2 separate regions of the Homo sapiens genome follow, and region 2 is linked to region 1. A link is a contact called in ENCODE Hi-C or POLR2A ChIA-PET data. All regions are on one chromosome and are shown on one strand. Each heading gives the region's core, a stretch centred on a gene start or an enhancer-like site at or near the end of the contact. The rest is flanking DNA. Distances are from core to core; before and after follow the strand shown.

What was found. A loop is a pair of places that touch in the nucleus more often than their neighbours do. ChIA-PET counts read pairs that join two places held with the same protein, here RNA polymerase II (POLR2A). Pooled maps may share reads with other maps.
Region 2: a map of CD8-positive, alpha-beta T cell shows a loop between it and region 1 (5-fold over the local background). The contact joins two enhancer-like sites. A Hi-C loop is called at or near these places in 4 of 168 maps with a recorded cell type or tissue (CD8-positive, alpha-beta T cell, GM12878, IMR-90 and 1 more) and 12 of 50 pooled maps. POLR2A ChIA-PET finds 5 or more read pairs at or near these places in 2 of 52 experiments (activated CD8-positive, alpha-beta memory T cell and activated T-cell).

What each region holds. Positions count from the first base shown.
Region 1 is chr2:225,667,524-225,673,907 of GRCh38, forward strand. All of the region lies in intron 7 of NYAP2 (neuronal tyrosine-phosphorylated phosphoinositide-3-kinase adaptor 2), which reads left to right. Among named protein-coding and RNA genes, the nearest start is that of NYAP2, 270 kb to the left of the region's middle. RefSeq lists a silencer at 1,180-1,229. Within about 2 kb of position 3,013, at least 2 of the 41 ENCODE cell types and tissues checked have a DNase peak (open chromatin) inside an H3K27ac peak, as active enhancers do.
Region 2 is chr2:224,878,982-224,885,365 of GRCh38, forward strand. The region is part of intron 7 of DOCK10 (dedicator of cytokinesis 10); the gene reads right to left. Among named protein-coding and RNA genes, the nearest start is that of MIR4439, 130 kb to the right of the region's middle. Within about 2 kb of position 3,715, at least 4 of the 41 ENCODE cell types and tissues checked have a DNase peak (open chromatin) inside an H3K27ac peak, as active enhancers do.

The sequences.
Region 1 (6,384 bases), core at 1,763-4,262:
TCATTATTACTCCCATTTTGAGGAAGCTGATTCACGTAGAAAGTCAAGTCAACAGAAATTTGCTAAGGAGCTGTCTCCTTTTAATTTAAATTCTGATTCCCTGAGATCATCTCACTTAAGCCTCAGATGACAGGGGGATTGTAGAAGAGAGCCCTTCCCTGAACAATTAGCATTACAAAAGAGGGCATTCTTAACCCAAATGAATCTTCAATGGATAGAATACCTAAGAGCAATCATTTGTTTCATATTTTCCTTTTGAAACTACTTAATAGAGATACCTTAATAGAGATGCTTTACAGATGCACGGTTGGAAGACTAGTATAATGTGTGTGCTTTTAAACACATACAGTTTTTTAAAATAATGTCACTTCATTTCTGAATATTTGAACATGACTATCCTAAGACCGAGTGTATTCTTCTAAACAATCAAACTCAAAAAAGCAGTCAGGTAATTTATAATAATTCACTACTACCTACTATCATCTAATATAAAGGGAATCCTCAAATCTCTACAAGGGCCCCAATATTATACCCCTCCCCAGTCTGGGATCCAATCAAGGATACGACATTACATATAGTTTTCAGTTTCTTTCTTTGTTTCTCCAAATCTCCTGAATCACAAATACTTCCCAACCTCATTAGTCTTTCAAGATAAGTGACATTTTCAGAGTCCAGAACGATTTTGCTTTTTTTCCAGAATGTCCCTTTGTCTGATTGTTCTCTTGTGATTAGATTTGAGTTCACCATGCTTAGCAAGAAAACTACATGTGATGACCTTCTCCAAGAGTCACACAGCAGATGACATCAGTTGGTTTCATCACTGGGACTGATGTTTGAACACAACATCAATAAGACTCTCTCTAGATTTGTCTACTCTATATACTCTGCGTACCAGGAGACTGAGGCCATGGGGGCTGCCTCAGATTTTCCATTAGAGGATCAGATCAGTGGATTGAGTATATTATGTTTCTTGTATTTTCTCTTAGAAAAAGAAGAAATCTAATTATGTTTTATCGATGTCTAAATATATTTGACCTAATGTTTTCTCATGTGACCATCACAACAGTCCTGCAAATCATAATCATTATCCCATCTCTGATGAGAAAACTGAGAAACAAAAGGCCAAGTGAAATCTCAAGTTCACAGAGTAATGGCAGATCTCGGCCTTGAACCCCTCTCTTCTTACTCTCAATGCACTGTCCTTTCCTGTGTGTGTGTCAGCTGCACTCTCCTGGGTATTATAGAGCAAACACATACTGAAGATTTCCTGTGCAGTTCATCACCACTAGAGGGAGGGAGAGGATCTCCAAAGTTAACATGTCTCCATTCATTTGGGCTAGAAATTACTTGACAAGTCAAACTATTAATGTAAGGTAATTACATACACAGGAATAAATAAAGAAAAAAATTGTGTCCTAATTGGTGTCCCCTGCTTTTTTTTTTTTTTTTTTTTTTTTTTTTTTTGCTGCTAATGGCTTAAAATTGATTGCATATGCATTAACTACAGACGTAATAGAGGATGATTAAGGACAAGTATGAATACCAAAAACTACATAATGAATGTCTGACTCATATTTTATTTACAGTGAGGTTTCAGGCAGGAACATGAAGTTGGCTGTTCTTTTACAATGTATGTTATCTACCTGAGGCATAAAGCATGTGGTACATGAACATACAGAGCAGATGTTAATTATTACTATTTTTCATGACTCTATCTCTTTCTTTTTACAAAAGAGATCAAAAGTCATTATGGCACGTGAATTTGGCTTTTATTACCCTGTATTGTTTTAAAATGAAAGGCCTTAACGTAGGTTTCTGCACATCACGTCTCTACCTACTACAAATAAGACACCATTGTTTAATTCATCCCTTAAAAGCTCATTCGTATGGACAAAAATGGGCAAAGCTAATCTCTATATATTTCAACTGATTATGTGTTACAAAAATAAACCCTAACTAGAGATAAAACTGGCAGCTTACATTTTCAACAACTTATTTTTCTTGATTACAATTTAAAAAATCATTTAGTGAGAAAAAAAAGGAAGAAAGAAACACAGTATTGTAATGTCAACCCTATGAAAACAAATATCCAGAATGTTCTGGGAAGAGCTCAGTTTGTTCTATAATTTGAAAACCACTGGGAACTGCTAAAGTGAATAACAAAAAAATCAAAATTTTATTAATATTTAAAATGCTGAAATGGAGAAAATTCAAAGTAGCATTCAGTTCAGTAGTAGAAAATGTGTAATTGTGTTAGACTTTAAAAAGAGAAAAATAACAATTTTTATTTCCGTTCTGTCCAGCAGTCAGATGATGTGCAAAGGGCAAGAAGGTTAAATAAATAGATACGATCATTCCAAAGACTCAAGTTGTTTGAAAGCAGTGTGAGCACACCTCCTCCAAGGAGAGTCGGGTTGTTATGAAGTACACCCAGGTTGCAGCGATTCACCTTACATGAGGGGAAGATGAAGAGCTCTTCAAATGAAGAAATGTGCTTTGCACATTCTGGCCCACTAAAACACTTTCTGCTCCAAACAGAAGTGGTATTTGCAGGCCCTACTTTGGAAGGTTTTATAGATAGGTCATGATTACTTCCTCTGACCAAATCCATTTTGTACAATCTTGCTATGGTTCTGTATCCTTGGCCTTCACAGTTGGTGTACATAGATGCCAAGGAATAAAAAGGATAACAGCCATCTGGTTCTCATCTCAACCAAAGAGGCAGGTTTAACTAGAGGAAATGGGTGCATGCTCGTGTGTCAAGTTATTTTTATTAGACCTGAAAGCAGAACCCTGGAATGTTGTACGGGGAGAGGTCATGCAATCTTTCCTTTGGAGACCTTTAAAACCACAGTAAATTTCCATATTGGTGAGATGATAGTAGTGTGGTTCTGCCTAAGAGAAAGGAAAGGATTACTAAATGAGTCTTTAGGCCATTTCAATGTAATTCTGCAGGAAATTCTAAAAAAGACCCTTACAAATTAATGGTCTTGGTTATGATTTTTATAGCCTTATGTCACCACAAAGGGGTGCTATTGCATTAGTTTATGTCCTTCCTGGGAAAACGTCTTCAGTATTTTCCAAAAAAAAAAAAAAAAAAAAAAAAAATTCCTACATAGGCTTTCAGCAATCATTTTGGCAGCATCAAGCAGTAATTCATTGTTTATCATGTGTTTTGGAATGACAGGGATCTGTATTAAAATCAATATTGCTAAGATTTCTTTGGATTGTTTACAGGCATACCTTGGAGGTATCATGGGTTCAATTCCAGACCATGGCAATATAGTGAATATTGCAATAAAGCAAGTCTCAATAATTTTTTGGTTTTCCAGTACATAGAAAAATTATTTTTACATTATAATCCAGTCTATTAAGTGTAAACATTGTGTCTAAACAATGTACATACCTTAATTAAAAAAATACTTCATTGCTAAAAATGCTAACGATCATCTGAGCCTGCATCAAGTCCTATGTTTTTGCCAGTAGAAGGTCTTTCCTCAGTGTTGATGGCTGCTGACTGATCAGGGTAGTGGTTGCTGAAGGTTGGGGTGGCTGTGGCAATTTCTTAAAATAGGACAACAGCAAAGTTTGCCACATCAATTTAACTCTTCCTTTTACAAAAGATTCCTCTGTAGAATGCAATGCTGTTTTTTTTTCTTTTTCCCTCCTTTACCTATGCCAAACCATATGATGCTGTTTGAGAACATTTTCCCCACAGTAGAATTAAAGTCATTTCTCTCAAACCCTGACACTGCTTTATCAACTAAGCTTATGTGATATTCTAAATCCTTTCTTGTCATTTCCACAATGTTCATAGCACCTTTACCAGGGGTGCATTTCATCTCAAGAAACCACTTTCTTTGTTCATCCCTAAAGAGCAACTCATCATGTGTTCAAGTTTTATCATGAGATTGCTGCAATTCAGTTACTTCTTCAAGCTCCCTTTCTAATTCTAGTTTTCTTGTTATAATTTCCACTTTACCACATCTGCAGTCCACTGAGGCCTTCAGTGCCTCAAAGTCATCCAAAAGGTTGAGATCAACTTCTTCCAAATTCCTGTTCATGTTGATATTTCAAACTCTTCCCATGAATGACAAGTGTTCTTAATGATATCTAGAGTGGTGAATCCTTTCCAGAAGTTTTTAAGTTACTTTTTTTTACCAAATTTATCAAATGAATCACTATCTGTGGCAGCTATAGCCTTATGAAATAGATTTCTTAAATAATAAGATTTCAAAGTCAAAATTACTCCTTGATTCATGGATTTAGAATGAATGTTATCTTAGCAGGCATAAAAACATTAATCTCCTTGTACATCTCCATGAGAGCTATTGAGTGACCAGGTGCATTGTCAATGAACAGTAATATTTTGAAAGGAATTCTTTTTTTTTCTGTGCAGTAGGTCTCAACATGGGCTTTAAATATTTAATAAATAATGCTGTAAACAGATGTACTGGCATCCACACTTTTTTTTTTCATTTCTAGAGCACAGGCAGAGTAGGTTTAGCATAATTCTTGAGGGCCTTAATATTTTGAAATAGTAAATGAGCATTGGCTTCAACTTAAAGTCACTGGCTGCATTAACTCCTAACAAGAGAGTCAACGTGTCCTTTGAAACCAGGTATTGACTTCTCTCTAGCTAGGAAAGCTCTAGATGGCATCTTCTTCCAACAGAAGGCTGTTTCTTCTACATCAAAAGTCTTTTTAGTATAGCCACCTTCATCAGTTATTTTAGCTAGATGTTCTGGATAACTTACTGCTTCACCTTACACTTTTATGTTATGAAAATGGCTACTTTCTTTAAACCTAATCAACCAATTTCTGCTGGCTGCAAACTTTTCTTCCATAGGTCAGTCACCTACTTCAGCCTTCGTATAACTGAAGAGCTAAAGCATTGCTCTGAATTAATTTTTGGCTTAAGAGAATGTGTGGCTGGTTTAATCTTCTACCCACACCACTAAAACTTTCTCCATATCAGCAAGAAGGCTGTTTCACTTTTTAATCATTCAAATATTAAGTGCAGTAACACTTGTAATTTCCTTTAAGAACTTTTCCTTTGCATTCACAACTTGGGTAACTATTGGCAACAAGAAACGTGGCATTTGGCCTATATTGACTTTTGACTTGCCTTCTTCACTAAGCTTAATCATATCTACCTTTTGATTCAAAGCGAGTAATGTGCAGCTTTTCCTTTCACTTGAGCACTTAGAGGCCACTGTAGGGTTATTAATTGGCCTAATTTCAACATTGTCATGTCTCAGGGAAGAGGGAGGCCTGAGGAGAGGAAGAGATGGGGGATATTTGGTTGGTGGAGCAGTGAGAACACGTAAAGCACTAATTGATTAAGTTTGCCATCTTATATGGGCATGGTTCGTGGTGCCCCCAAGCAATTACAATAGTGACATCAAAGGCAATCACAGATCACCATAAACAGATATAATGTTTTAGTCTGTTCTCACACTGTTAATAAAAACATACCTGAGACTGGGGAAAAAAAAAAAAGAGGTTTAATGGACTTACAGTTCCGCATGGCTGAGGAGGCCTCACAATCATGGTGGAAGGCAAGGAGGAACAAGTTATGTCTTATATGGATGGTGGCAGGCAAAGAGAGAGTTCTTGTGGAGAAACTCCCCCTTATGGAACCATCGGACCTGGTGAGGCTTACTTACTATCATGAGAACAGCACGGGAAAGACCTGCCCCCATGCTTCAATTACCTCCCACCAGGTCCCTCCCACAACACATGGAAATTCAAGATGAGATTTGGTTTGGAGATCTGGTTTGAGCCAAACCATATCATATAATAATACTGAAGAAGTTTGAAATACTGTGAGAATTATGAAAATGTGATACAGAGACAATAAGTGATCACATAGTGTTGGAAAAACGGTGACAACAGACTTGCTTGACAGAGGGTTGCCTCAAATCTTCAATTTATTTAAAAAAAAATGCAATGTCTATGAAGCACAATAAAGCAAAGCACAATAAAACGAGGTAAGCTTATGTAACAATTTCTTTAGAAAAATACACACAATCTTTGGATTATTGCTGTGCATTCATTACAAACTACACTTTTTAAATTTTTCTTTAGGCAGTGATGGGTGATATGGTTCTTACCTTGACCACTGTGAATCAAATTAATGTCTTATGCTGCAGTCATATAACCCTTTTGGGGTTAGGATTCTGGCATTAAAGAGCAATTGTTAGATCTGCAGGATAGTCAGAAAGCTCAGTCTTCTTTGAGAAATGATATGTGGTAAAACAAGAACATTCAGCCTGTGACTCCAGGAATAGTACCTCCTATCCACTCTTCCCTGGCAGGGAGTATGAAAAGAACAAAGCCGTCTACAGTCCTGTGTGTACTCACTACCAACAGTCCTCTGTT
Region 2 (6,384 bases), core at 2,465-4,964, 790 kb before region 1:
ATTAAGCAATTAATCAGACAAATGTGAAATCAGAAAACAAATATATTTAAATTTTGTACAAATGTTTTGAAAAAGAGGTACTGGGTTCTATGAGAACATAGAATAGAAGTATGTGGACAAGTAAAAGGTCAGAGTTGCATTTTGAAAAAATCATTTTGACTGCAGTGTAAACAAAGTGGAGGGTACTCAGAAAGCCCATGGCCTCAAACTTCAGTGTGCAAAGCAAACATCTAGGCAGCTTCCTTCCGAAGGCAAATTCCTAGACGCCCCACTCTCCCCAGGAGGACTGGGGTAGATGTCCTCCACGTGTCCTCACACACAGCTCTGGGATGTTCTGACGAAGAAGGGCTACAAAATCACCTGCGACCTTCACTGATGGACAGTCTAAGGGCAAAGACAAGATGGCTGCAGAGCAGGTATAAAAGGAAAGACAGGTGTTCTATCACAGCACAATTTCCTTCAAAAAAACAACAGGAATAGAAATAGACACTCAGGGCTGGGCGTAGTGTCTCACTCCTGTAATCCCAGCGCTTTAGGAGGCCAAGGCGGGCAGCTCACTTGAGGCCAGGAGTTTAAGACCAGCCTGGACAACATGGTGAAACCCTGTCTCTACTAAAAATACAAAAATTAGCTGGGCATGGTGGTGCATGCCTGTATTCCCAGCTATTTGGGAGGCTGAGGCAGGAAAGTTACTTGAACCCAGGAGGTAGAGGTTGCAGTGAGCCGAAATTGCACCACTGCACTCCCAGCCTGGGTGACAGAGCGAGTCTCTGTCTCAAAATAAAAAAAAAAATTAAAAAAGAAAGAAATAGACACTCATAAAAGAACTGTAAATGTCCAGAGTTTGGTGCACAACTTTTGCAAGGACATTTTTAAGTATTTGATTATAGAAAAATGCAAGCAAATCTCAGTGTTATCTTGAAAACAAACAAATGAAAGAATTTGAGTGATGAATTTGATGCTGCAAATAATGTTAAAAGGGAGATAAAAAGCAACCTAAAATGCTTATATTGGGTCCAAATTAAAGGTGGATTGAGTTGCAACCTGCTTTCGAATGAAGATGCCGAACACTAACAAAATTTTGAAATGAAACATTACAAAATATAAACGAGTTGATTTGATTGTCTAAACTGCATTCAGTACTTCAAATGAATTAAATATGATTGCCGGCTTCAACAATATAATCACAAATATTCTTAAAAATTTGAGCAAAGTATTACAATCTTGTTTCTCAAAAAGGGACATTTATAATTAAAATAAATATTCGATTTGAAATGTCTCAAGAACTAAATTACCTTCTTCTATTTCAAGAGAAATAGAACCATTTGCAGCCCAGAGAAGCTTATGTTGGGAAAGATTAAGATGTCTGAGTGGTTTTCGATCTTGCTGTCTGTAATCTCAAAGATAATGTCATATAGAATAGCAAAAAGGGCAAAAATTGAAAATCAATGGGATATTTCAATAGGAAGTTTTAATAATTTTGAAGTATGATTGTTAAGTCATTAAAATGGTAATCAAGAAGTAATCATATTCTTGTTTTTGCTCCCCCAAATTTTCCTCTATTTCTCATATATCAGTGTCCTTTGCAGCCAGTGCAACTACTTTGTTCAGTCAACCTTACCATAGTATATTTACATGACTTCATAAATAGTAGGAACCTGTGAATATGTCTTATTGTCATGATATGTTTAGTGAGTTGTGGCAAACTGTTCTGCTTCCACAATGTTCATCTGAAAAAGTTCCAAACTGTAGATACTCCAAGAAAATCACTCAAGCCAATGGTGGACTGAATATCAAAGAGGGAAGCTACCCAAATCAAATATTTAATTATACCTATTATGTGGCTAGTATCTTGTATAGAATTTTGCAGGAACAAAAGAAGAGTCTTAAGGGAATCATACAACATCAAATCCAGGTTTCTGGTATCGATGGCTCCCTTCCATGAAATCCTCTCCACTCTCTGTAGGTTTATTTGTTCATTCATTCAGTGAAAATTAAATGGGTACCTCCTATGTTTCAGTCACACAGAACTGAAAAAATTCAAGTAAAGTGCTTTCCCTCATTGAACTTACCTTCTAGTGTAATGAAATGTCAGTAAGCAAATAAGCAGAAAGACAACATATGTAACATATATATACACATATATGTATATAATAGGTGTGTAATATGATATGGCATCATGCAGTGATAAATGTAATTTCATTCTTGCATATGTTATCAGGACTTATTGCTTGAAGTGTGTTACTTGTTTTCTTTGCATGTACCATATTTGTTTTGTTTTTTTTTCTGTGCATCCTTCCCACATCCTGGAAGCTTTTTGAAGACATGAGCCACACCTATTTTCAGAGTTTGCTCTTTTCACAATGGTTTGCACATTGCAAGTTTTCCAATATATACTAGTATTTGCTGAAATGAATCCCATATCTAAAATTCACTGCTTAAAGCTCCACATGAACATATCTTTGTAGTGTTTTTTCTGCCCACATAGCTTATGTAGGTAGAATAAATGTATGTATGTGGGTATGCCTACTTTACATATGATAATACATCATTTCTTTGGGCATCTGTCTGTAATTTTGGACATTCCTCTGCCTCAAGTTAAACTTTGCAATTCATTAGCTCTGTGACCTGTGAAAGACACTCTACCTCTCTGAATTTTATTTTAATAAATGGAACAATCATAGTTCATGTTCCATCAAGTGCTGTCAAATAATATATTAGATGAAGAAAACCACAAGTATAATTTTGGTTCTTATTGTTCTCGGAAGTGAGATTTTCAGAACTTGAGTTGCTAATGCGAGGCTTACGGGTCATATTTGGCTTCTAGATTTGTTTTCCTTGTAATGTTCTTTCCCCTGCTCCCAATATGACTTGCTTTCTGTAGGCAGGCATTCTCCACGTCTACATAGTCCAAGCTGCATCTGTTTCTCACACCTGGCCTCTCTTCATGCATGCAGGGGGCTGCTTGACCTACAGGAGGTATCTGCATTTCTAGCCTTTGGTTAGTCACATGAAGCCACTGTCTTGGAACCCATATCCACATGGTGGCAGACTCAAGGAAATGAGCCTTGTCCACCACACTGTCCACACCCATGTAAGCCTGTCTAAAGTGACATCAGCTTATTATCATTGCTGAGATAGGGACCTAAAACAGATGAGATTCTTGGGCTGTTCATTCTCTTCTACAGTGGCAGAACCTGGAATGAATGGATGGATAGATGAATGAATGTGAGAATGAATGAATGAATACATGAACTGAAGGAACAAGATAGGATAACACAGGCCTAAATATCTCTTAGTCCCAGAAGAAAAAACTTGAAGCAGCAAAAACCAAGTTCTTTTCCAGATTGGGAGCATAGGCCCATAAAAAATATCTAATACTCTTTGATGATATTATGAAAAAATAGAAAACCATGATTAGGCTTTGTTTTGTTTTGTGTTTTTTTTGGCCAAGATTCAGGAAATTGTCAGTCATAAACATTACCTAAAGTCTCTGAGAAAGCTGGGAAGGAGTTTCTCTCTACTTGAGCCACCCTTGTAATATACGTCTAAGAATTCCAAAGTATTCTAAGGAAAACGATGATATGGATTAAGTCTGAATGAATCAAACTGAAATGGCATATTCACTAAAGATTATAATGAACTTGAACTCCCTAAGAATGCTGGATGCTAAGTAGTACTTTCTGAGGCAGAGACGTTGTTCCTCTTTTTTGTTTGATTCAACGGAACCTGGCAATGATTCTTCATAAAACTGGTCTGATTCATCCTAGTTATTCATTTGCTCTGTGCTTTTGTGTGTACATGATTCATCTTCAGGCACATTTCATGCCTGAGAGCTTACTAGAACTATGGTTAAACTGGCACTATTTCACTCAAATTCTCTCCAGATGTAAAAACTTACACATCTGGAAGAACTATAAGCAAATATGTAAGAACTGGGACCCACACACAAAGTGACAAGTGACCCAGGTTTTGTCTCCCCAGAGTGATCCCAAGAAACTGGTCCCTGCCTCTACAAAGGATGTAGAGAATACTGGATAAAGCTTCTTGATGAAGAGGAATATAAATGCAGGGATAGAGGTGAACTCTTTAAAAGATACATATGCCAAATCTACCTTGGGGAATATTATAGACAGGCCCAGCTTTTTCTGTACAGACTTACAGCCTGAGCTGAAAGAGTTCATCATTGTTTCATGTTCCCAGAGCATTCCATGGTCTCTGCCATTCATACCTCCATCATCGCTCTCGAGATATCGTGTGATAGTGAGCAAGTAGCGATGCCCCTCTCTGATTCTGACTTCAATAAAGAATTGACTTCCCCACACCTGGGTGTAGTTTCTAGCATGTCATAGGCACTAAGTGGGTTTGTTGAATGAATCAGTAGGTTAATGAATAAATAAAGACATAGATAAATTAACACACTTAGGAAAAAATATCCGGAACGTAAATCAAGGTTTTCTAGGAAGACTTTCCCATAATGGAATGTCTATATCCTAGGTTGTGACCTTTGAAATTAATGGAAGAATTAGGGGAGAAAGGCTAAATACACTATCTCCCAGTTCTTTTCACATATTAGCACATTGTTCTAGTTTTACAGATGAGGAACCTGAGATCAAATTGGTCAAGTAACTTACTCAAAGTCTTTGGGTAGTAAATGGTAAAACTAGGATTTGAATGCGGACTTGCATGAATCCCAAGCTTGTGTTTTCCCTTCAATACTCCTTTTTTTCCATGACAATGTTTAAGCAGAGACTGAAACACAATCTAAGTAAGAGATGATGGAGAAGCAGTTCCTCCATAGGAAGGTCAGATTAGAGCAATAAGTTCTATGATTCTTTGAAGAAGAAAAATATTGCATATTAACCTGGGTTTCTGCAAACTTAATATATAACAAAAGACTACAATGGTACTTCTTAAAAAATGATGACTCATTTGCTAGAGAAAGCTTTCAAGTACAAATGGAAAGGATAATATTTAACATTTTCTGCTCAATGTCTATAAAATGCAGTTATTGATCTTTACTGCTAACGTTTTACTTCATGTTTCTAAGGCCAAAAGGTGTCCTTTGTGACCAACAGTAGAAAATAGCCTCCACCCTCCATTAAGGTCATTATTGCCCTTTCCATATGGAAAGCTGGCATCTGTGTTAAAATGCAATTATCTTTCACTTGCAGCAGAGTGCTCAGAAACAGTTAATTTTTTCCTTTTAAAGTTCAGCTTTATTACTTCCTGGAAGAATTCCAGATTTTAACAGATAAACCATCCAGAAATAGGCCGGGACTAAATGACTGGAGAGAACTCTACTTGCATCCACATATCCAAGGGCCTCCAGGAGTGGTCTGTGATGTAATTTCAGCTCGTAACAAGCTAGGTGAATGCTGAGGTTTGAGGGTAACAGAAAGTACTTCTCTACTGGCCTGTGACCAGAAATAGAGTCCTGGACCTCAGTGAGCCAGTGCCATTGTGAAATTTGAGGGAAGGTTGCTAAAACACTTTTGATTGCTCCCATGATTACATAAAAGGGAATAAGGTCAGTTATTTCATCAGAGTAGGAAGCAGCGATTCGAAAGCCAAATGTCCAAATGGGGTCTATGGAATTATTCTGCTTCCCTTTGCCACAGTGGCCCGTGCTGAATTTCATACTAAGGACAATAATTTGAAGACCAAGAGCTTATAGAGAACATTATTTGTTAAAAGCACTATGTCTGCTTCTGAAATTAGACTCTCTGGAATCAGTGGAATCCTTGTCTTTGAAGACAGCCACCTCTTAGAAGAAAGATGCTGCATATGTACACTGTCAACTTACTCTATCATTATTACTTAATTATAAAATAACATATTTGAAGTGCGTATGTTAATACCATGTCATTTGCATATTATTTTACTGAATTTCATTATCTCAGGGGTTCTCTACATGGCAGCAAACATGGGTGCTAATTATCTGCTTGTCTTTGAATATCTGAGACTTGCCCCTGCCGCAGGGCCTTTGAACTTGCTGCCTTTGCTTATTCTTTTTTTGTTGTTTGTTTGTTTTTTGAGACAGAGTCTCTCTCTGTCACCCAGTCTGGAGTGCAGTGGCACGATCTCGGCTCACTGCAACCTCCGCCTCCTGGGTTCAAGTGATTCTCCTGCCTTAGCCTCCCCAGTAGCTGGGATTACAGGCCTGTGCCACCGCATCTGGCTAATTTTTGTATTTTTAGTAGAGATGGGGTTTCACCATGTTGGCCTAGCTAGTCTCCAACTCCTGACCTCAAGTGATCCACCCGCCTTGGCCTCCCAAAGTGTTGGGATTACAGGTGTGAGCCCCTGCGCCTGGCCCTCTGCTCATTCTTTGGTCTGTAGATCAAATGATCTCTCTTCAAAAATGCTCTTCTCCCTTATTGA